Linked DNA regions of Mus musculus: region 1 is linked to region 2. A link is a loop called in an ENCODE intact Hi-C map of the cell type or tissue named here. Cell type or tissue: heart. All regions are shown on one strand. Links, peaks and the distances in the headings refer to the core of each region. The heading gives the core; the rest is flanking DNA.

Region 1 (8,000 bases), core at 1-8,000, 340 kb after region 2:
AATCAGAGCTTGGGACTGAGTACACGTGAGGCCTGCCCTCTGCTCCAGAGTGTAGAGGTGCTGTGGTGGCTGCAAATCCTTGTTCATGCTGGGTGGGGAACTGCTCTGAAAGGGAAGTAGGCTGTGGAGACAGCTGGCTGTCTGCTCAGAGCGGGAATCTGGATGCTGGACAAGTGCCTAGTCTCAGCAGACTGACCAAAACCTTGCCCTGGGGAGTTTCCTCAATAGAGACAGCCAGGGAGAGAATCAGGCTTTGGGGGTGTCTTGTTTCTTGTCCCCTAGTGTGGGTCCCCTAGGCTCTGAAGGGTCCTTGCTGTGGCGGTCACAGTAACTATGTGGAGATGTGCAGGCCTGGAGGGAGCATGTTCGCCTGTCTTGTCTGGAGAGATAAAAAGCCAGCCCAGCAGGGGAAAGAACTCACCAGCCAAAGCCCAGAGCTGATAGTAGGCCACTGCTCGCTCAGAACCCGCTGTGGCCAACTCTCAGGAAATGCTGGCAGGGCTGTCCTGCTGGTGCACCCCCTAATCTCAGCACTAACAGACAGATCTCAGGACTCCTCTAGCTTGAGGGGATCTGAAGCCTTCCTCTGACTTCCACAGAGAACTGCACATGTGTACCCGCACATACACATGCACAGATGTACACATTAAATAAGGTAAGTCTCTAGAAAACTCACAAAAATATAATCTTATCATTTCAAGAGGCTGAAGCAGGAGGTTCAAGGCCAGCATGGGCTACATAGCAGTTCTGGGTCATCCTGGATAAATGTGTCTCAAAAATGCAAAACAAAACAATGTGGTATGCAGTCTGATGATCCCAAATGTTGAAATGTGCAGGTGGGAGGGTCACAAGTTCAAGGTCACCTTGGCTAGGTAGGGCTCTGGGCTAGCCAAGGTTACATGAAATCCTGTCTAAAACAAACTGAAGGTTCCAGAAGGAGAGAGCATGCTTGAGTCCGTATCTATGACCTATACTGAGCTCTGGTTTCTGCCTCCCACTGACCAGTTCTCTCTCATGCTTGGATTCATCTGCCTGGCTTCTGACCTCTGCTCCCACTGTTAGACTGCTAACACAGCATTCTGGTTGGCTCTGGGCCATGACTTCTAGACCCTGGAGTTTTGGCGCTTTGGGTTATGAGTAATTAAAGTCCAATTTCCTCTTTGTTACAAAGTTTATTCTGGAGTGTCTTTCAAAAGCCCTCCTGTATTGCTGCTTTGGGGTTCAGGGCCTGGAGGTTGAGGGGAATTCACAAGGACCAGAGGCTGGTCCTTGTTCTCAAGTCAGCCGTGCTTTGAATGTCTGAGATTTCTGTGTGCTGTTCCTATGTCCGACAGAGGCTTTGTTTCTGTTGCTCTTCAACGGACAACAAAAGTGTGGTTTTAGCACCAAGTAAATCTAATTCAGCCAGGCCAAGTTGTCAGGACTCTTAGCAAGGTCGCTAGCTTTGCTGAGGAGACTCCGAGACCCACACATCTCCCTTGTTGGAAGGCCCCGTGGAGGACACTACCAGTGCCCTCCTATTGGCAATCATGGCCACCTTCTGGCCTGGAAGCTACACTTCCTGAAGGCGCTTGTTCCCAGGGTCAGCACAGTATAAACAAGGTTGTTGTCAGCAGGGTGGTTTCTGGCACCCTAAGATAATCCATACGTGGCTATGGTTGGATCTCAGCCAGGATGAGGTCACAAAGGATGCTTGTTGCGACAGATGCTGACGGCGGCGGTGGCTATAGGAGTCCAGCGAGGAGCAGGAAGAATAGAGAGGGGTACCACTACCTTCTGGGGACAAGAGGAGGCAGAACCCACCAGGGAGTCTCAGTGCTGGTGGGAAGGGGGACCCTGATTCAAGATAGGATGTGGAGGCAGAGTCTCGGGGAGAGGAGCTGAGGGCATCGCAGGGGGACACAGCGGTGTGGCTGGTGGAGAGAATGGCTGTGACCATCGTATGGGACCTGTGTAACCCATGCTTGCTCTTTACATGAGGAAATACTTTCTGTTTGTCTTGGGATAGGCTTCCTGTATAGCCCAGGCTGCCTTAAGACCTTACTGCCTCAGCCTCCTGGGTGCTGGCAGGTCACAGACGGATCTCTTCTCATCTGAGTATTATTCCTGGGGTCCTGGTTATGTGTGGTCTTTGTTGACTTCAGGGTCATGAAAGCGTCTTGCTGCTGTCCTTTTATGAGTGTGTGCTGCAGTGGGTGTGTGGCAGTCAGGACAACGTTTGAGAGTTGTTTCTCTCCTTGCACCAGGTGGGTCTGGGAGATCGAACTCTGTCGACTCTCCGGGCTTGGCGGCAAGCCTCTCTACCTGTTAAGCCCTGTCACTGACTCCTAAGGTGCTTTCTCAAAGTCTGGTGTACGTTTAACATATCTGGAGTTGATCTTTGTAGTATGAGGCAGGGATCATTTGGATAGTTATTGGATCCCAGTATTGTTGCTCTTCACTGCCAAGACATCGCCTCTCCACCTCCAGTTTTTGGTTAAGATAATAAAATAAATCTTTTTTAGAAGGCACTGTCTTCGATTCAAATGTCCCTGTCCCTAATTGGATGGTCTCAAGATTATCCATTTCAGCCAGGTGGTGGTGGCACACGCCTTTAATCCCAGCACTTGGGAGGCAGAGGCAGGCGGATTTCTGAGTTCAAGGCCAGCCTGGTCTACAGAGTGAGTTCCATGACACCCAAGGCTACACAGAGAAACCCTGTCTGAAAAAAAAAATCCATTTCAAGGTGACAATGATGACTCAGTGGGTAACAATGCTTGCACAGGAGCCTGGTGAGGTGAGTTTGATAGACCTTTTTGAGACCCTGCTCAAAAAAAATAAAACAAAGAGCCAGGTGTGGTGGTGTACACCTTTGATCCCAGCCCTCAGGAGGCAGAGGCAGGCGGATCCCAGAGAAATCCAGTCTCAAAACCACACCCAACATTTTTTTAAATAGATAAGTAAAAATAAGGCAGGGGCTGAGGCAGACTTGGCAACCACACCCCCCTCACCACCACACACAAGATCTCTTCTGGTGACCTGAGCTAGATCCCAAGTACCCATGGTGAAAGGAAAGAATAAATTCCTGTAAGTTGTCCTCTGACCTGCACGCTCACACCTTAACACACACACACACACACACACACACACACACACAATGAATACAAATGTTAACGCCTAGATAGGTGTCTGCTATCTAGTGGTAAATGTAATCAGAATGCAGTGAAATAGCGGCAGCCGCAATGCCTTCTGGGACCACGAGTCACTTGTCCGCAGCTGTCAGGGTGGGGGCGGGGCTCCCGGCGGAAGCTACCTCAGCTGAGCACTTACCACTGAGGAGGGTGCTGCAAACAGCCCAGAACTTGCTGTACCTGGACTTAACTGACAGCGACTCGCCTGCCTCTGCAGCCACCCAGAAGGCCCGGGCCACCAGGAGGAACCAGCTGGATGTCCCCTATGGAGATGGCGAAGGGGAGAAACTGGACATCTACTTTCCCGATGAGGATTCCAAGGGTGAGATGGGCGGGGCCGACGGTCCCCTCCAGGCAGCCAGCTGTCCGGCTCACCAGCGCCCCCTGCCTTGTCTTACAGCTTTCCCTCTGTTCCTGTTCTTGCATGGAGGATACTGGCAGAGTGGAAGGTGAGCAGGATGTCTGTAGGTGACTAGTAAGCATGAGTCACCCTTCCGCAGTTTGGTGTCCCGGAGCTGCCCTGACACAGTAGCGAGTGGTCCAACCTATAAGGAGAGAAGCGTGGCGTGTGGCAGGAAGTCAGAATGGAGGTGCTGCGGTGCCTGGCTAGAGGTGCTAACGAGGCAGTGTGCTTGTGGCCGTGTCTCCAGCTTCTGCTTCCGTCTTCACATGGTCACTGATGCTTGTGTCCCAGTAGGGTTGGACACATGGCTCAGGGGTTAAGAGCACCTGATGCTCTTCCAGAGGACCTGAGTTTGGTTCCCGGCACCCACAGCTTCAGGGATCTGACTGTCTTCCAGCTTCCACAAAAACATCACTCATGTGCACAGACATATACATTCAAAATATGTAATAGGGGGCTGGAGAGAGCACTGACTGCCCTTCCAAAGGTCCTGAGTTCAAATCCCAGCAACCACATGGTGGCTCACAACCATTCGTAATGAGCCTAACCTGATGCCCTCTTCTGGGGTGTCTGAGGACAGCTACAGTGTACTTACATATAATAAATAAATAAATCTTTTAAAAAAATGTAATAATTTGGGGAGAGGGTTGAGACAGAGTTTCTCTGTGTACCCTTGCCTATGCTGGAGTTCCTGGGTAGATCAGGCTGACCTCAAACTCAGATCTGCCTGCCTCTGCCTCCCAAGTCCTGGCATTAAAGGTGTGTGCCACCACCTCTTTTTAAAGAAGTAAATCTTTTTTTAAAGGCATTGTTTTAGATGTAGATGTCCTTGTCCCATGTAGAGGACCTCAAGGTTGTCAGTTTCTAATTTACAAGATGGCTCAGCGGGTAAAGGTGCTTGTTGTGCCAGCTTTGTTTGGGACTAAGAGGACATGGAGTTGGGCTGGTGAGATGGCTCAGTGGATAAGAGCACCCGACTGCTCTTCCGAAGGTCCAAAGTTCAAATCCCAGCAACCACATGGTGGCTCACAACCATCTGTAACGAGATCTGACGCCCTCTTCTGGTGTGTCTGAAGACAGCTACAGTGTACTTACATGTAATAAATAAATAAATCTTTAAAAAAAAAAAAAAAAAAAAAAAAAAAGAGGACATGGAGTGTTTGGTGCTTTGGAAATAAGAGCAGGGAAGCTGAGACAGGAGGATTTACTGCAGGTTTGAGGCCAGCCTTGTCTCAGAAGACAAAGCAAGAAGGTGGGGTGTAGCAGGGCGGTAGGGCCTGTGGTCTGCAGCAAGCCTTGGGTTACATCCCTGGCACTGAATAAAACTCAGCGTGATATTGAGTACCTGTGATTCCAGCCCTCGGGAGCTGGAGGTCAGGGATCAGGGTTATCCTCGGCTAAATAGGGAGTTTGAGGCCAGGCTGGGATGCATGAAGCAGCAAGTTTGTGTTTACACATACATGCTGCATACACACTAAATAGATGCAGTTGGTGTCCCTGCATTGAGAAGAAGGGTGTTTGGGGTCTTGGAGGACACCGCTGTTCTGAGGACCATCCCGAGATGCCTGCCACCGGATCCACCCCGCCCCTGCAGCATGCACATTTTTTTAGTTTTTCGTCTTATTCAGCTGCTGTATTCCATTTAACTCTCTACACTTTTAATCTTTAACTCTCACAGCTTGCTAAGAGAAGGGACATAATTGTCTCTGTTTCCCAAGGGAGGGAGCAGCCTGGAGATTAAAGTCCACAGTGAGGACAGCCTGTTCATTTCCCTCAGCACAGTGTCCTGTGCGCATGGGGCGTCTGCCCTGAGGCATGTTTGTCCAGGACCTTAGGGAGGCAACATCATGGTCAAGTTGTTTACAGTTGTCATATCATCTTTATCTTTCATTTTACGTTGTTTGGGCTTTTCGAGACTGGGTCTCATAGCTGAGGCTAGCCTCAAACTCACTAAGTAGCTGAGGAAGGCCTTGGACTCCTGACTCTTCTGCCTCTCCTTCCCAAGTATGTATTGTAAGCTACATTATCATCATTTTATGTGTGCTGGCATTTTCCTGCTTGTGCACCACGAGCCTGCCTGGTGTCTGCAGAGCTAGGAGAACAACTGGAGTTCCAGATGTTCGTGAGCTTCCGCATGGGAGCTGAGGGTTGAATCTTTGCGCTCTGGAAGAGTAGCCAGTGCTCTAAACCCATGGGCCAGCCCTCCAGCCCCCGGCCCACTTTTGTCTTTCCACAGTAAAGATGACTCGGCCTTCATGGTAAACCCACTGACTGCACAGGGAATCGTGGTGGTGATAGTGGCTTATGACATTGCACCCAAAGGTAATAAGGGTGGCCCCTGAAGATCTGCGGGCCAGAGCTTTGTGTAGATAGAGCCCCCTGGTGGATCCTGACCCAGCATTTTGCTCTGTTCAGGCACACTGGACCAGATGGTGGACCAGGTGACCCGCAGTGTCGTGTTTCTACAGAGGCGCTATCCAAGCAATGAGTAGGTGTCTCACGGATGCTTTCAGGGAGCAAGGGAGGGCTAGGTCTGTGGAGCCCGACACAGACCGGGACTTCTGATGCCTTAGGGAAATGCCTTAGCCGTAATCCGGGTCTCTGTCTCACCCAGGGGAATCTACCTCTGCGGACACTCTGCGGGAGCTCACCTGGCTGCTATGGTGCTCCTGGCCCGCTGGACCAAGCATGGCGTCACACCCAACCTCCAAGGTTTCTTATTGTTTGTCAGGTAGCCCAGGCTGGCATCCAACCTGTAAGGTTTCTGTGGGTATGGGAGGAGCTGGCCAGGCAGCTCATACCCTCTCTGGAGCAGTGAGAGGGTAGAGCAGCTGGTTGAAAGGCTGATAACTTGAGTAGAGGAGACCCTTCTTTGCCTCTGCCCACAGTCCTGGTCTTCCTCTCTGGCCTGGAGGGTGGGCAGGTTGGTCTTACCAGGCCTGGCTGCTGGCCTGAGCTCCTCACCTTCATAGGCTTTCTCCTGGTGAGTGGGATCTACGACCTGGAGCCCCTCATAGCCACCTCCCAGAATGACCCTCTGCGCATGACCCTGTGAGTTATCACCCCTTCCTTTCTCCGGCACCCACCCGAGGCCTGTCTCCCCTCTGTCCTGACCCCACCACTGTCCCATCCCAGGGAAGATGCTCAGAGAAACAGTCCACAGCGACACTTGGATGTGGTTCCAGCACAGCCTGTGGCTCCAGCCTGCCCTGTGCTGGTGCTTGTGGGTCAGCATGACTCCCCAGAGTTCCACCGGCAGTCCAAGGAGTTCTACGAGGTACTGCTAACAGCCAGCTATGACCCCGGGTTCAGCATCATGTGGTCTCCTCTCCCTCGTTATTCTGCCCAAATGAGCTGGACCTGTTGGTGCACACGTGGACTCCCAGTTACTCCGGAGGCTGAGGCAAGAGGATCATGTGGTCAGGGTGTGCTTTAAAGAGAGCTCAAGGCTCTAAGGAACTTAGTAAGACCCTGTTATAAAATTTAAAGAAGCCGGGCGTGGTGGTGCACGCCTTTAATCCCAGCACTGGGGAGGCAGAGGCAGGCGGATTTCTGAGTTCAAGGCCAGCCTGGTCTACAAAGTGAGTTCCAGGACAGCCAGAGCTACACAGAGAAACCCTGTCTCGAAAAACAAAACAAAACAAAACAAAAATTAAAGAAAGAAAGGTTAGGGTATAACTCGATGGTAATGGGCTTGGTAAGCATAAACAAAGTTCTGGTGCAATCCCCAGGACTGTAATAAATAGACATATTCTGTCTAGCGGACCCCAGGACGGTCATTCCCTCATTCAACAAAGCCATTCAAAAAAACCTGCCTTTTACTGAGAGCCACCACTTCAGCCGCACTCTCATGCCCCGCCCCCTCATTTCTATCCAGACACTTCTCCGCGTGGGATGGAAGGCCTCTTTCCAGCAGCTGCGTGGTGTGGATCACTTTGACATCATAGAGAATCTGACCCGGGAGGATGACGTGCTCACCCAGGTGGGGCTAACCCCCACAACAGTCTTTCTAAATGGACAGCGTGGATCCCACGCCCACACATGGGCGTGGCCTGGGCGTCAAGAGCAGAGGGAAAGATTGGCAGTGCCTAGATGGAAAAGCCAAAGCCGGCTCCACAGAAGGGCATGTGGCGAGTGTTTATTGTTTATTATTGTTGTTGCTGAGACAATGTCTCACTGTATAACCCTGGCTGGACTGGGACTTAAAATATAGATCAGGCTGCCCACAAACTTGTAGTGATCCTCCTGCCTCAGTCTCCTGGGGCGCTGAGGTTAGAGGTGTGTACAACTGTATCAGACTTGTTACGGCTCTGACACAGAGAGTACCATAAACAGTTCAGAGAAGCCGGCAAGATGGCTCAGTGGATAAAGAAAGGGACTTGCTATGGTGTCTGAGAAGCTGAGGCTGACCCCTAGGACCCAGGCGG
Region 2 (16,518 bases), core at 5,288-13,287:
AGGAATGATTTATGATCTCAGAATTCACCAAAGTTGAAACAGACATCAGCTTTCCATCAGTGGAAAATGCTCAGGCCTGGATTAGCATCCTGAGCATGTATCTTCCTTAGAAACTTCTATTCCCTCCCTTTTTCCTGAATACTTTATAAGCCTGAGCATGTCTAAGAATGTGAGTTTCCTGTGTTATGTCCCGCTCTGCCTAGACTGGCCCAACAGTGGCGCCAGTCTTTCACTATTCCCTCAGTGACTTTCTAGAGTCCAGGAAAGTTGATGGCGGTAGGAGTAGGGGCAGGTGCAGTACAGCAATTTCTTCCCAGTTGTAACATTCCATCCTGTAGAGAAACTCCTTAAGATTCAGGAAATAAGCAACTCACAAGTCTCAGGAAGTCCCTGAAACTTACAAGTTTCACAAAGCCCTTCCCTGCCCAAGGTTAAATAGGTGGTAAGAATTGCTAAGGAGAGGAGTTCTACATGTTGTGCAGAGAAATTCAAGGTTCTACCTTTCATGAGTCTCACCCATGCTAGAATGGGCTTTGGGTGATGCAGCTGATTTTGAGTCCTCCATGTTTCTATATGTAACCCAAATAAATTCATTGTCTCATCATAAGAGTCCTGTCTTGTTGGATCTCAGCTGCAGCAGTACAGCCTCTAGAAACCTGTTCTAAGGAATTCTCCCTCTCCTTAAGCCTCAGAACCTTCCCCAGCCCTGGCTCCCTCTGCTGCCCTGGCTTTGCTCAGAATGGTCTCTTGGCACCTTCCTCTCTAATTCCATCCATGCTTTGCTCCACCCATGTGTGGTGCTTCCTCCACCACTTGTGGGTCCCCACTAGTTCTCCCTTTGGCTAACTCCTGCCCACTTCCCCTCAACCTTATTTGGATGGATCACAGATGAGAATGTCCCATGCACCATAAAAGGCTGTTTCCTCATGCTACTACTCCAAGAGTCTTCTGACTTCCCCAAAGCACATTTGCAAAGCATTGTAGGTTATAGATCAACTCATGGTCTTTTAGCCCACTCCTCCATCTGTGTCACGCGTGGGTGACCACAGATGCTAGTTGGTAAGGTGAACCTTCCTCCACACCCTGAGCTCTTGACTTACGACTTCATTGTTGTGCTTATCACATGTGCTGCATATGACCACACACCAAACATGATGCAAAGCCTTCTGGTATGCACCATGCATAGTGTTTAATGCTTTAATACCCAACAGGGTTAGTAGCCAGTGTTTAGTGAATGAATGGATGAGCACATAGAGAGAATGTCTCTTGTGATGCTCACAGGAATGACATCATCACACATATTCATGGAAGTGACATCATCACACATGTTCATGGGAATGACGTCATCATACATTTCATATGTGTCATCTGGTGATTCTGGCTCTTTTTTTTTTTAAAAAGACATTGTATTTCTATTAAAGATGCATTTGTTTTTATTTTATGAGTATGAATGTTTACCTGCATTTATGCATGTATGGCACTACATGTGCACAGTGCCAACAGAAGCCAAAAGAGGGACTGGATCCTCTGGAACTGGAGTTACAGAGGCCTGTGAGCCACCATGTGGGACCAGGAACTGAACTCGGGTTCTCTAGATGAGTTTCTTTTCTCCTTCTCCTTCTCCTTCTCCTTCTCCTTCTCCTTCTCCTTCTCCTCCTTCTCCTTCTCCTTCTCCTTCTCCTTCTCCTTCTCCTTCTCCTTCTCCTCCTCCTCCTCCTCCTCCCCCTCCCCCTCCCCCTCCCCTCCCCTCCCCCTCTCCCTCCCCCTCTCCCTCCCCCTCCTTCTCCTTCTTCTTTTTTTCCCTGAGACAGGATTTCTCTGTGTAGCCTTGGCTGTCCTGGAACTCACTCTGTAGACCAGGCTGGCCTCGAACTCAGAAATTCACCTGCTTCTGCCTCCCAAGTGCTGGGATTAAAGGCATGTGCCACCATGCCTGGCTTCTAGATGAGTTTCCAATGCTCTTAGCCATTGAGCCATCTCTTCAGCCCTTATCTGGGGCTTAAGTCTTCATTTTTCACCTGTGTGGTACACACAGGCTCTTTCTGGGGTTGGAAGGGTGACTCACAAGTTAAGAGCACTGACGGCATAGTCATGAGGACTGGAGTCTGAACCCAGCACCCAGCTAGCAGGTTTGGATCCCACACAGGCCTGTAACCCTAGCTCCTAAGAGTCTTAGACCCTCTTCTGGTCACCCGCAGGCATGCACTCTCTCCTATCTCCACACGAATGGGCACACACTCAAAGACACACGCACACACACATAAATAAATAATAGTATTTTTATTAAATGCTCTTTATCACTTTTACAGTACCATTCCTCTGTTTTATTTCACAGTGTGTATAGAAATAGTTTCCTCGCGGCATGAATTAGCTCCTTGCTTAGCACTCTGACAAAGTACTTGATTGATGGCTCTTATCTGTAAATGGAGAGGGGAAATCAGGAACTCTCAGAACTCCAGTGACCTGCCCAAGGCCTCCAGGGCTACATGGTGACTACCCAGCTATTCTGCTGAATCCCCCCACCCCCAGCAGACACTGTGCCTACTCAGCTCCCCGGTAGCTCTCTGGAACCAGACCACAATGCCCTTGCTCTCCAACCAGGTTCTCTCACCCTGGAGAGAAACTTTTCTGGCCATTATCCTCCCTTCCCCAGTGAAAGCCATTTCTACTTGGCATTGTTGGAAACATCTATCAGGTAGTGACAGGTGCAGAGAAAGGGGTGCGTGGGGGACTGGAGAGATGGCTCAGCGGTTTAAGAGCACTGACTGCTCTTCCAGAGGTCCTGAGTTCAAATCCCAGCAACCACATGGTGGCTCACAACCATCTGTAATGGGATCTGATGCCCTCTTCTGGTGTGTCTGAAGTCAGCTACAGTGTACTTACATATAATAAATAAATAAATCTTTAAAAAAAAAAAAAGAAAGGGGTGCGTGCATTGGTGGGGGTAGGGACAGAGGCAGGTAGGTACAGGGGTGAAAAGGGGGTAGGGGCAGGTGCATAGATGGGGTGGGGGCAGAAGGTTGCAAATGGGCATGGGTAGGGATGGGGCCGGGGCAGATACGTGGGTATGGACAAAGACAGGGGCTGGTACAGGTGTGCTGTGGGGACGGGGATAGGGATGGGCAGGCCTAGGGGCAGGAGCATGGATAGGAGTGGGGGCAGAGGCAGAGGCTGGGATATGGGTTGGGTAGGAGCCTGGGTTGGGGCAGGGGCATAGGTGGGACAAGGACAGGCACAGGACTGGAGCAGGGGTAGGGGCATAGGTGGAGCAGGGGCCTGGGTAGAGGCGGAGGGGGGCGCGGGGGAGGGAGCGGGAGTCACTGGCGCCCTTTATCCAGTTTCTTCTCCGCCCTTCCTCCTTAGCCACGCTGGTTCTGATCAGAGCTCTGAGGCTTTTCATTTTCTTAGAGAGACAGCTCTTCTGAGGAGTACCTTGGGGAGGCGTCCCGCCACCCGAGAGGGAGGGAAGGAGCAGTGGAGTCAGGAGTTCAGCTGTGCCTGTGAAGACCCTGGTGCTCCTCTCTTCAAACTGCAGCCTCCTTCGGTGCCCCTTAGGGACGCCAGTCAAACCTCACCGCCATCTTGCTTTTTTTACCATTCAGAGAGGAGAAGGCAGATTAAAAATACATGACTGGCATTTTCCAGGTTGCCCTGCTGAGCACCATGAAGGCCCTCCTGCCTCCCTCCTACCCAACCCCCTCCACCTTCCCAGACTCACTCTGAAATCCAAAGCATCTCCTGGAGCAAAAATGGAGGGAGGGGTTAATGAGAGGGGGCAGGAGCGCAGGGATCAGCGGGCAGGAGGGGGCTTTGTGCTTTATTGAAAGAAGGTTTCTTTTCATTCCAGACTGCCGCCTATGCTGAGGTCCCCCAAAGCCAGGGGATTCCAGAGTAGGCAAAGAAATCCAATCCCCCAGAAGAGTGGCTTTCCAGCAAGTGGGCTCAGCAGAGGATTAGGTGGGAACCTGGCTTGCTCTGAACTCTGGTTTCTAATTGGACCTTGCTGACCCTCAGAGAGACTTCTAAGAATCTGACCCAGCATCTCTGAACCTAGGGAGTGATAGGTCCCCTGTGTCCCCAGGCCTGCTCAGGCCTCCCTTTGCTGAATGACAGGTCATTGGGCAAGGGTGTGTGTGTGTGTGTGTGTGTGTGTGTGTATAGAAGGAGCGCTGCCTAGCCCAGGGAGAGAGCGCTTAGAGCAGTCTACATTGTCACACACACAAGGGTAGGAGGAGACAGGACTGCACGCCCCTCTCCACCCAGCCGTGTATCTTGAGGGTCACTTCTGCACAAGGCTCCAACCCTGAGTAGAGTCACACAGGCTGCTCTGGGGACTCTGAGCCAATGGTCCAGCACTTAGCAACAATATACCTCCTAACTTCTGGCTCTCTACACTCAAGACGGCCCAGGTGCCTGGCACTTTCCCATTGGAAGACAACCAAAGCAGGGACCAAACGGTTAGGAGTTGAGGGAATCGATTATACGTCTGGTTCTTTCATGTAACAAAGCTGGGACTTCCATGTTTTTATGTCTACACAAGTAAGGGCCTGAAGAGGAGAGCTAAGCCAGAAACCCACTCCCCTCAGAAGCCCCTGCGTGAGGGAGAGAGATAAGGCCCACGGAGGCTTCCTGTTCCCTCCTCTGGCCTTATGCTTGGTCTAGTCTCTCCTCCCCACAGGTTTGAGGTGTCCCTGGGGAGAGGTTTGGTGCAGTGGAAGTGGGGGTGTGCTGGATAGTTTTATGTCAACTTGAGACAAGCTAGAATCATTTGAAAGGTGGAAAATCAATGGAGAAAATAATGCCAATCAAGATCTGGCTGTAGAGCACTTTCTCAGTGATTGATGGGGGAGGACTCAGACCATTGTGGGCGGAGCCATCCCTGGGCAGGTGAACTTGGGTTCTATAAGAAAGCAGGCTACCCAAGGAATGTGAACAAGCCAGTAAGCAGCCCCCTCCATAGCCTCTGCATCAGCTCTTGCCTGCAGGTTCCTGTCCTGTTTGAGTTCCTGTCCTGACTTCCTTGGATGATGTACACTGAGCCAAATAAACCCTGGCATCCCTAATTTGTGTTTTGGTCAGGGTGTTTTATTACAGCTGTAAAAACCCTAAGGGTGTCTTCTAGAGGTAAGGCCAGACCCTGACCCTCAGCCCAAGCAGATTTCTCAGTGCCCTTTCCCCCAGAGCCCAAGGCTAATAATGTCTTTAGGCCTTGTATTTCCAGCCTAGAGTCTCTCAGGCTTCCTACATAAAAGCTGCCTCTATTGGGGTAACCCCCAGCTGTGATTCTCCACCACCCCCTTGTCCTCTTTCTGATGTCAAAAGGGGTTCCAAGAAGATGTGGGATGGATCCTTAGGATTCATGACAGCCCACATGTGTCTTTCCCTCAAGGATGATGACATCAAATGCCAGTGTGGTAAGGGCAGACTGGCCCAGCCCAGCCCCAATCCACCCACTATGGAGGGACTCCTAGCCTTATCTGCCCTGCTTGCCAGAACATCAAGCCCCATCCCTAGCTGGCCCCACCACAGATGGGCACCTCTGTCAGCCACTGTGTATCTCAACTGGGCCCCAGGAAGGATTGGTGAATCTGTTTGTTCTTGTCCATGCCAGGCTAGAGAGCCATGTGTCACACATCATCCATCCATCCATCTATCCATCCATCCATCCGTCCATCCGTCCATCCGTCCATCTGTCCATCCATCTGTTCATTCATTCATTCATCTGTCCATCCATCCATCCATCCATCCATCTGCCTATCCATCTGTCAATTCATTCATTCATCTATCCATTCATCCATCCATTTGTCTGAACGTATATTGATTGATTGATTCATTCATACATTCATTTATTCATCTATCCATCCTTCCATTAGTCCATCCATCCATTCATCCATCTGCCTGTCTATCTATCCATCCATCCATCTATCCATCATCCATCCTTCCATTTGTCCATCCATCCATTCATCCGTCTGCCTATCTGTCCATTCATCCATTCATCCATCCATCTATCTATCCATCCATCCATCAGTCCATCCATCCATTTATTCATTCAGACACTTTCATTTGCATTCTCATTCTTGTATGGATGCACACATTCACCCTCTTCTTACCTCATTCCACATTCATTTGCTCTTCTATCATTAACTCATTCGCTCTTGCATTCATGCGTATCACAGCTGTATCCCTGCAAGCAGCTGCCTCTTAGTTTAACACTTAATGGCTTGATCAAGATAGAGCAGGAATTATCCAGCTTTTCACCTGCTCTGGCCATGCTGACTACCCAGTGTCCCAGAACCATAAATGATCATCGTTTCCTGCATGTTGTGGGATGCCGTCCAAGCTGAGACCATCCTGGCTCATGCCAGTTAAATGGAGCCCCACCTTAGCTCCCAGAAGGGAAGAAACACAAAGTAACAGAGTTCACAGCCACCCCCACCTGTCCTCCTTTCACATTAAAGGGGCTCAAAAGTCCAATTACAGCGGGGAGCGGGGAGCACCGTGACCACTTTAAACCAGAGGCTCTGCTCAAGGGTGTTTGTGATTGCCTCCAGCCTCCCCCAAGCTAAAAATTATCTGCTTTTCTTTCTTTGCTAAATCAGATTGGTGCTGGGACTGGAGGGAGTCCCCGATGGAAAACCCGAATGTCAATCCTTTTCACAAACTCAGAGCTATTAATTGGTTTGGAAATACTGAACGGAGAGCTAAAAAGGTTTCTGGGGGATTAATGTCAAGCAACACGCCCTCTTGATGGTGCCAGGAGCCGTGGTGTGGACAGAGGTAGCAGCAGACACCACTGGGTTTGAGCCTGTGGCACAGAAGTAGGACCCTGCCCCAGCAATGCTGCTTCCTGGGCTGCTCACAAGATGAAAGGACCTTCCCTGCTGGGCTAAGGCTGCCTTCACTCCGCAGAGGAGCTCAGGCTGGGTGAGTCAGGACCCACAAGCAGGCTGTGCCTACCTGTTGCAAGGATTTTATCCCTTGGTTGCAGGGTGGCTGGGACAAAGCCAAGGAACCAGACAACATCTACCTCCCTCCTTCTAAGGTCCCAGGGACAAACCACAGTTCACTCCACAAACATTTCCCTGGGAATCAGGGAGTTTAACAAGATTACCTACAAAGTGGTAGGCAAAGGATGATGGTCATGAGTGTGGGTGACTCTGAAACAGCCACACCCACAGGGTGGAAACCCAGCGTGGATGATGACTTCCTCGAGGCTACGGATGCAGCCCCCTTCCCCAGTCCTCCTGTCTACACACTCCATCCTTGAGTCTCCAAGGCTCCATGCAAGGGTGGCTGAGAGGACTGGCTGGATACTGTGTGAATTCCCTTTGTAAGGAACAGAGCAGAGACGGGTGATGCTGAAGAGGGAATCTGTCCAGCTCCTGCATAGCTTTATCTTTCAAACACTCACCTCAACCTGGGCTTATAGCCTCACCACCTGAGTGACTCTTCTCTGTGACCTAGCACACCCCAAAGTCACCCACCTCAGCCTCTTAGGGATGGAGAGAAGTCCTCAGGGTTCCAGAAAACAGGGTGAAGAAGGAGGCACTCAAAACAAGCAGCCACATAGGCTGTGCTTCTCTGCTCTGCATCCATTGGGTATCCATTTCCAGAACAGACCTGTGCATCTCTGGTCCTCTCTCCAATCCCAGCGCCAGGAGGGATGAAGGTAATCCTGCTGGAAACCACTCAGGAAATCATCCTGACATCTGAGTGTTATTGGTGTGCCTGTAATCCCAGCACTGGGGAGGCAGAGACAGGGGGATCCCTGACACTCACTGACCAGCCAGCCAGGATAGTCAGTCAGCCAGCAAGGTCCCAGTGAGAGACCATGCCTCAAAAAGCCAGGTGGACAGCACTTAGGAATGAGACTGAAGGTTAGTGAGAAAGTGCAAGCATGCTCGAGCACACACACACACACACATACACACACACACACACACACACACACACACAGAAGGGAGGGAGGGATGGAGGGAAGGAGGGAAGAAGGAAGGAAGGAAGGAAGGAAGGAAGGAAGGAAGGAAGGAAGGAAGGAAGGAAGAAAAAGGAAGGAAAAACCACTCTACGCTGCCCAGTCGTTTGCTTCTGGAACCTAAACCGAAGAATTCATCTGAAGGATGGACTGGAGCCTCAGACCAAGAGGCTCAGCCTGCAGAAGGCACCTCTCGCCCCTTCTCTTCCGAGCAAGCGAAAGTCAGCTGTCTATACCAGGTTAACAATATATATTTATGAGATGCAGCCGGCTGCTTGTGTTTTGCACATGTTTGTTAATGAAGGGTAACCTGAGGGGCAGGCTATTATGTAAATAACCCACTGTGGGTGGAGGTGAAGCCCTGCATAATGACTGGTCTTGACTGGTCTCAGCAGCTTTTGGGAGGTGCTAATTGATATTGGACCTTGTCATTTGCCAGGACTCGCTCTCACTTTGCCAAATGAAGGACCCAAAGGATGTGGCCTGTCTCTGTTTGAAATCAAATGGCCTTTTCTCCTCTTGGTTTCTGCATGACCAGACATCCTGTTCCACCATGCCTAGGCATCCTCAGGGACCAGCCTAGACAGAGCTTGCAGCGATGCTGGCTGCTGGCAGCCTGCACTGTGCTGAGGGAATCCTCTCCTATGGTGTGCAGAGGGACCCCGTTTGGCTGCCTCAGCTCAGAAATCAGCGTGAGTCTGCACAGAAGACAAGAAATGAAACAGCCAGCTAAGTAGTGGGTGAGGGAGGCCTCACCACACAGTGGGGGACATAGGTAGGTGGGGACAGCAGGGGAAGGTTCTAGCCTTGATGTTGTGGGGGCGTAGGGGGGTGTTGGGTCACTGAAGGCTGTAGATACTTGCAACCTTTCCCAGGAAGGGTCGGCCAGCTCCCTAAAGGGTCAGTTGGTGCCCCTAAAATCAGAGTGGGGCCTGATGTGTGAGCCACCTGCCCATGCTCATTAGCCTGTTCCTAGGGTGCCCAGCCCCTCCCCACAGGCTGGAGGGAGAGAGAGCCTAGCTTTTGTCTCTCAATGTCCAGGCTGAAGCTCCAGCACTGCCTGGCCTGGAAGACCGACAGCAGGCTGTGCTGTCCACTGTTGCTCTGGTGAGGCCCTCACTCCCCTCATCCCTTCCTCCCCTCCCTTCTCACCCCTTCCTCCCTTCCCCTCTCACCCCTTCTTCTCCTCCCCTCTCACCCCTTCCACTTTCTCTCATTCCCTCTTTTCCCTCAGCTCCTCTTCCTTCCCCCCAAACCCCTCCCACTCCTCTCTCCCTTTCCCTCCTCCCTTGCCCTCTTTTCCCACCCTTTCCTCTGCTTCCCCCCTCCCTTCTTCCCCTCCCCTCTCCTCCCCTCTCATCGTCTGTGCAGAGCTCATTTAGACTCTGAGTAATGGCGTGTTGCCACTGGGGTCTCCACAAATGAGATCCTACCCCCCCAAGACTTCCCTGGGTAAATAAACGCTAAATACAAACAAGGCACCTGCACGGAGCTCGGCGCTGCCTTTGACTAGAGGGAACGCGCTGAAATGGCTGATTAAAAATAAATAAAACCAGGCTCTCGTCGGTTCTTCACACACAAAGGCTGGCTCTACTCTGTCGCAGCTGAGATCCAGCCGCACAGGCCAGTGGCCCAGTGTGCAGGGGTTGCTTCTGGGGTCACGTGCTCCAGCTGGCTGCCTGCAGTCTGTGATCTTACACCAATGTGCAGGCACTCAGCTGACAGCCGCATTTCAGCCATGAATGGTCTGTGTGTACACAAGAAGAGAGTTCCCTGCAGAAAATGGCTCATGTTCCAGCCTAGGAATGGTTACCCTCCCAGGAGACAGGAGTCTGGGACACAAATAAACCCTGTCTTGGGAATGGGGACAAAACCCAGAGCTGGAACCAGCTGCTCTAACCACATCTGCCCACCACATCCACACCTGTCTCTTTATGACAGACTTTCTCCCAGGCTCTATACAGGGCAATAGGGTGTCTGTGCCAGGGGTAAAGAGGCTGGGGGTTTGAGAGTTCCATCCCTGGAAAGAGGTAAACACAGACAAGACGATCCCTTTTTATAAGTCCCCATTGACAATGCAACAGTAGCTCAACCATTGAGTTTATTGTTACTTACAGAGCAGGGATAAGGGCTGTCGGTTGTCTATGGGAGCAGAGGGACCGCCGGAGCTGCCGCACTGGAAAGTCTTCACCCAGCAAGGGAGGGATTACTTTGTCAACGGTTAGGAGAGTCCACCCCAAGTGCCGTGGCTTCGCTTCATGTGCTGGGCCCTGAACTGTATCAGAATAAAGAAGGGTGCCTGTCTTAATCGCTTTTCTATTGCTGTGATAAAACACCATGACCGAGGCAGCATAGAGAAGGAAGGGTTTATTTGAGGCAATGGTTCCTGAGGGATAAGAGTCCATCACCATCACAGTAGGAGAGTATGGCAGCAGGCAGGAAGGCAGTCGGAACAGCTGAGAGCACAAGCAGGAAGCAGGGAGAGCAAACTTGGAATGCCTGGGAGTATCAGGACCAGGAGCAGAATGTGGTGGTTTGAAGGAGATGCCTCCCATAATCTGGCATCTTGCCAGAGGACGTGTGTCACTGGAAATGGGTTTGGGAGCTTAAAGACTGTGATGGTTTGTATATGCTCTGCCCAGGGAGTGGCACTAGTAGAAGGTGTGGCCTTTTTGGAATAGGTGTGTCACTGTGGGTGTGGGCTTTAAGATCCTCATCCTAGCTGCCTGGGAGCCAGTATTCTGCCAGCAGCCTTTAGATGAAGATGTAGAACTCTCAGCTCCTCCTGCACCACACCTGCCTGGATGCTGCCATGCTCCCTCCTTGATGATAACAGATTGAACCTCTGAATGTGTAAGCCAGTCTCAATTAACTGTCATCCTTATAAGAGTTGCCTTGGTCATGGTGTCTGTTCACAGCAATAAAACCCTAACTAAGACAATGACTTTCGCCATTTCCAAGTCACTCTCTGCTGTAGGTTCTGATAGGTGGGTGACCCAGGCCTATGGAGACACCCAAAGGAAGTAGCTCATTGCCCACACAGTGTGGAGAGCATTCATGACACAGGACACTGAGTCCCCTCACTGTGGCACAGATCACACTTGCATGCAGCACTTGTGGTTTGCCTGTCCACAGCATCCTTCCAAAGCAGGCTCTGTTGAAAAAGGCGCACAAGCAACAGGGGCCTGCTGGGATGGCCCAGCTGCAAGAAGTGTTTGCCATCGTAGCAAATCTGATGACTTAAGTTTGCTCTCCCAGATCTACATGGTGGAATCCCGGGGGCCCAGGACGTAGAGAACGGACGCCTGCAGGTTGGCCTCTGGCCTCTACACACACACACACATATACACACACACACATATACACAGAGACACACAGACACATACAGACACACACACATACAGACACACACAGAGACATGTTGGGAGCCGCGCCCACATTCGCCGTTACAAGATGGCGCTGACAGCTGTGTTCTAAGTGGTAAACAAATAATCTGCGCATATGCCGAGGGTGGTTCTCCACTCCATGTGCTCTGCCTTCCCCGTGACGTCAACTCGGCCGATGGGCTGCAGCCAATCAGGGAGTGACACGTCCTAGGCGAAATATAACTCTCCTAAAAAAGGGACGGGGTTTCGTTTTCTCTCTCTCTTGCTTCTTGCACTCTGGCTCCTGAAGATGTAAGCAATAAAGTTTTGCCGCAGAAGATTCTGGTCTGTGGTGTTCTTCCTGGCCGGGCGTGAGAACGCGTCTAATAACAATTGGTGCCGAATTCCGGGACGAGAAAAAACTCGGGACTGGCGCAAGGAAGATCCCTCATTCCAGAACCAGAACTGCGGGTCGCGGTAATAAAGGTTCCCGTAAAGCAGACTGTTAAGAAGGATTCAACTGTATGAATTCAGAACTTTTCAGCTGGGGAACGAGAGTACCAGTGAGTACAGCTTTACGAGGTAAGCCTGGTCTTGAACTTTCTAAGGAAATTCAAGACAGTCTATCAGAAGTAAAGTGGAAAATGTTTGGCCTTGAATTTTTTCTAGTGTTAGAAGCCCTTTTGTTCCTTTTCACATGTTATCAGGTGATTAAGATAGGGCGGATTCTAGATGAAATTCAGGGCAATCTATCAGAAGTAAAGTGGGGAGAGAGAGTAGGAACAAAGAGGAAATATGGTACACAAAATAAGTATACAGGCCTTTCCAAGGGTCTTGAACCCGAGGAAAAGTTAAGGTTAGGTAGGAATACCTGGAGAGAGATTAGAAGAAAAAGAGGAAAAAGGGAAAAGAAGAAAGATCAATTAGCGGAGGTCTCTAGGAAAAGGAGCCTGTGCTCATCGCTGGATGGGCTCGGGGAGCCAGCTCTTGGTAGCTCTGAATCAGATGATGAATTCTCCTCTGAAGAAACAGACTGGGAGGAAGAAGCAGCTCATTATGAGAAAAAAGGGTACCAGCCAGGTAAAGTGCTAGCTAATCAGTTAAGGAAGCCAAAAGCGGCTGGCGAAGGCCAGTTTGCTGATTGGCCTCAGGGCAGTCGGCTTCAAGGTCCGCCCTATGCGGAGCCCCCGCCCTGCGTAGTGCGTCAGCAATGCGCAGAGAGGCAATGCGCAGAGAGATGCGCAGAGAGGCAATGCGCAGAGAGATGCGCAGAGAGGCAATGCGCAGAGAGATGCGCAGAGAGGCAGTGCGCAGAGAGGCAGTGCGCAGACTCATTCATTCCCAGAGAGGAACAAAGGAAAATACAACAGGCATTTCCGGTCTTTGAAGGAGCCGAGGGTGGGCGTGTCCACGCTCCGGTAGAATACTTACAGATTAAAGAGCTTGCCGAGTCGGTCCGTAAATATGGAACCAATGCTAATTTTACCTTGGTGCAGTTAGACAGGCTTGCCGGCATGGCACTAACTCCTGCCGACTGGCAAACGGTTGTAAAAGCCGCTCTCCCTAGTATGGGCAAATATATGGAATGGAGAGCTCTTTGGCATGAAACTGCACAAGCGCAGGCCCGAGCAAACGCAGCTGCTTTGACTCCAGAGCAGAGAGATTGGACTTTTGACTTGTTAACGGGTCAGGGAGCTTATTCTGCTGATCAAACAAACTACCATTGGGGAGCTTATGCCCAGATTTCTTCCACGGCTATTAGGGCCTGGAAGGCGCTCTCTCGAGCAGGTGAAACCACTGGGCAGTTAACAAAGATAATCCAGGGACCTCAGGAATCCTTCTCAGATTTTGTGGCCAGAATGACAGAGGCAGCAGAGCGTATTTTTGGAGAGTCAGAGCAAGCTGCGCCTCTGATAGAACAGCTAATCTATGAGCAAGCCACAAAGGAGTGCCGAGCGGCCATAGCCCCAAGAAAGAACAAAGGCTTACAAGACTGGCTCAGGGTCTGTCGAGAGCTTGGGGGACCTCTCACCAATGCAGGCTTAGCGGCCGCCATCCTCCAATCTCAGAACCGCTCCATGAGCAGAAATGATCAGAGGACATGTTTTAATTGCGGAAAGCCTGGGCATTTTAAGAAAGATTGCAGAGCTCCAGATAAACAGGGAGGGACTCTCACTCTTTGCTCTAAGTGTGGCAAGGGTTATCATAGAGCTGACCAGTGTCGCTCTGTGAGGGATATAAAGGGCAGAATTCTTCCCCCACCTGATAGTCAATCAACTGATGTGCCAAAAAACGGGTCATCGGGCCCTCGGTCCCAGGGCCCTCAAAGATATGGGAACCGGTTTGTCAGGACCCAGGAAGCAGTCAGAGAGGCGACCCAGGAAGACCCACAAGGGTGGACCTGCGTGCCGCCTCCGACTTCCTATTAATGCCTCAAATGAGTATTCAGCCGGTGCCAGTGGAGCCTATACCATCCTTGCCCCCGGGAACCATGGGCCTTATTCTCGGCCGGGGTTCACTCACCTTGCAGGGCTTAGTAGTCCACCCTGGAGTTATGGATTGTCAACATTCCCCTGAAATACAGGTCCTGTGCTCAAGCCCTAAAGGCGTTTTTTCTATTAGTAAAGGAGATAGGATAGCTCAGCTGCTGCTCCTCCCTGATAATACCAGGGAGAAATTTGCAGGACCTGAGATAAAGAAAATGGGCTCCTCAGGAAATGATTCTGCCTATTTGGTTGTATCTTTAAATGATAGACCTAAGCTCCGCCTTAAGATTAATGGAAAAGAGTTTGAAGGCATCCTTGATACCGGAGCAGATAAAAGTATAATTTCTACACATTGGTGGCCCAAAGCATGGCCCACCACAGAGTCATCTCATTCATTACAGGGCCTAGGATATCAATCATGTCCCACTATAAGCTCCATTGCCTTGACGTGGGAATCCTCTGAAGGGCAGCAAGGGAAATTCATACCTTATGTGCTCCCACTCCCGGTTAACCTCTGGGGAAGGGATATTATGCAGCATTTGGGCCTTATTTTGTCCAATGAAAACGCCCCATCGGGAGGGTATTCAACTAAAGCAAAAAATATCATGGCAAAGATGGGTTATAAAGAAGGAAAAGGGTTAGGACATCAAGAACAGGGAATGTCCAATAGTCCTACAATGTGCCAACTTTATGTGCAAGAAGCTCTTTTGCCAGTGAGGGAACAATTCCCCTCTTTAATTTTGCTCCTTTACATGGATGACATCCTCCTGTGCCATAAAGACCTTACCATGCTACAAAAGGCATATCCTTTTCTACTTAAAACTTTAAGTCAGTGGGGTTTACAGATAGCCACAGAAAAGGTCCAAATTTCTGATACAGGACAATTCTTGGGCTCTGTGGTGTCCCCAGATAAGATTGTGCCCCAAAAGGTAGAGATAAGAAGAGATCACCTCCATACCTTAAATGATTTTCAAAAGCTGTTGGGAGATATTAATTGGCTCAGACCCTTTTTAAAGATTCCTTCCGCTGAGTTAAGGCCTTTGTTTAGTATTTTAGAAGGAGATCCTCATATCTCCTCCCCTAGGACTCTTACTCTAGCTGCTAACCAGGCCTTACAAAAAGTGGAAAATGCCTTACAAAATGCACAATTACAACGTATTGAGGATTCGCAGCCTTTCAGTTTGTGTGTCTTTAAGACAGCACAATTGCCAACTGCAGTTTTGTGGCAGAATGGGCCATTGTTGTGGATTCATCCAAACGTATCCCCAGCTAAAATAATAGATTGGTATCCTGATGCAATTGCACAGCTTGCCCTTAAAGGTCTAAAAGCAGCAATCACCCACTTTGGGCAAAGTCCATATCTTTTAATTGTACCTTATACCGCTGCACAGGTTCAAACCTTGGCAGCCACATCTAATGATTGGGCAGTTTTAGTTACCTCCTTTTCAGGAAAAATAGATAACCATTAACACTTTGTCAGCCTCGGTGACTACAGTCATAGATAAACAGGCCTCAACTAATGTCTAGATACAGAGAGGTCTCATGCTGGTTAATCAACTCATAGATCTTGTCCAGATACAACTAGATGTATTATGACAAATAACTCAGCTGGGGTGTAAACAAAAGTTTCCGGGATTGTGTGTTACTTCCATTCAGTATGTTAAATTTACTAGGGCAGCTAATTTGTCAAAAAGTCTTTTTCAGTATATGTTACAGAATTGGATGGCTGAATTTGAACAGACCCTTCGGGAATTGAGACTTCAGGTCAACTCCACGCGCTTGGACCTGTCCCTGACCAAAGGATTACCCAATTGGATCTCCTCAGCATTTTCTTTCTTTAAAAAATGGGTGGGATTAATATTATTTGGAGATACACTTTGCTGTGGATTAGTGTTGCTTCTTTGATTGGTCTGTAAGCTTAAGGCCCAAACTAGGAGAGACAAGGTGGTTATTGCCCAGGCGCTTGCAGGACTAGAACATGGAGCTTCCCCTGATATATCTATGCTTAGGCAATAGGTCGCTGGCCACTCAGCTCTTATATCCCATGAGGCTAGTCTCATTGCACGGGATAGAGTGAGTGTGCTTCAGCAGCCCGAGAGAGTTGCACGGCTAAGCACTGCAATGGAAAGGCTCTGCGGCATATATGAGCCTATTCTAGGGAGACATGTCATCTTTCATGAAGGTTCAGTGTCCTAGTTCCCTTCCCCCAGGCAAAACGACACGGGAGCAGGTCAGGGTTGCTCTGGGTAAAAGCCTGTGAGCCTAAGAGCTAATCCTGTACATGGCTCCTTTACCTACACACTGGGGATTTGACCTCTATCTCCACTCTCATTAATATGGGTGGCCTATTTGCTCTTATTAAAAGGAAAGGGGGAGATGTTGGGAGCCGCGCCCACATTCGCCGTTACAAGATGGCGCTGACAGCTGTGTTCTAAGTGGTAAACAAATAATCTGCGCATATGCCGAGGGTGGTTCTCCACTCCATGTGCTCTGCCTTCCCCGTGACGTCAACTCGGCCGATGGGCTGCAGCCAATCAGGGAGTGACACGTCCTAGGCGAAATATAACTCTCCTAAAAAAGGGACGGGGTTTCGTTTTCTCTCTCTCTTGCTTCTTGCACTCTGGCTCCTGAAGATGTAAGCAATAAAGTTTTGCCGCAGAAGATTCTGGTCTGTGGTGTTCTTCCTGGCCGG

The links. Peaks named below come from ENCODE experiments on the same cell type or tissue, not always from the same donor. Only the 100,000 strongest peaks of a DNase experiment are listed, where the experiment ranks them.
Region 1: it touches region 2 in a loop (2.1-fold over the local background); 2 of 42 quality-filtered maps call a loop at or near these places.

What each region holds. Positions count from the first base shown.
Region 1 is chr11:117,828,958-117,836,957 of GRCm38, forward strand. It overlaps Afmid (arylformamidase), which reads left to right. Exons shown (of 11, transcript NM_027827.3): 3 at 3,388-3,492; 4 at 3,571-3,619; 5 at 5,810-5,895; 6 at 5,989-6,061; 7 at 6,188-6,285; 8 at 6,546-6,624; 9 at 6,709-6,850; 10 at 7,451-7,555. Among named protein-coding and RNA genes, the nearest start is that of Tk1, 6.9 kb to the left of the region's middle. In heart, for the core only: a CTCF peak has its summit at 3,550; DNase peaks (open chromatin) are centred at 144, 444, 1,075, 3,484 and 3 weaker places; H3K4me3 peaks cover 1,885 bases; H3K27ac peaks cover 3,197 bases.
Region 2 is chr11:117,488,414-117,504,931 of GRCm38, forward strand. It overlaps Gm34502 (a long non-coding RNA gene), which reads right to left and starts at 9,828. Exons shown (of 4, transcript XR_389183.3): 1 at 9,458-9,828; 2 at 7,485-7,675; 3 at 3,433-3,585; 4 at 2,262-2,417. Gm11733 (predicted gene 11733) reads left to right here. Exons shown (of 3, transcript NR_130966.1): 3 at 1-601. In heart, for the core only: no CTCF peak of the experiment used is centred there; a DNase peak (open chromatin) is centred at 9,698; H3K4me3 peaks cover 174 bases; H3K27ac peaks cover 1,472 bases; H3K27me3 peaks cover 3,212 bases.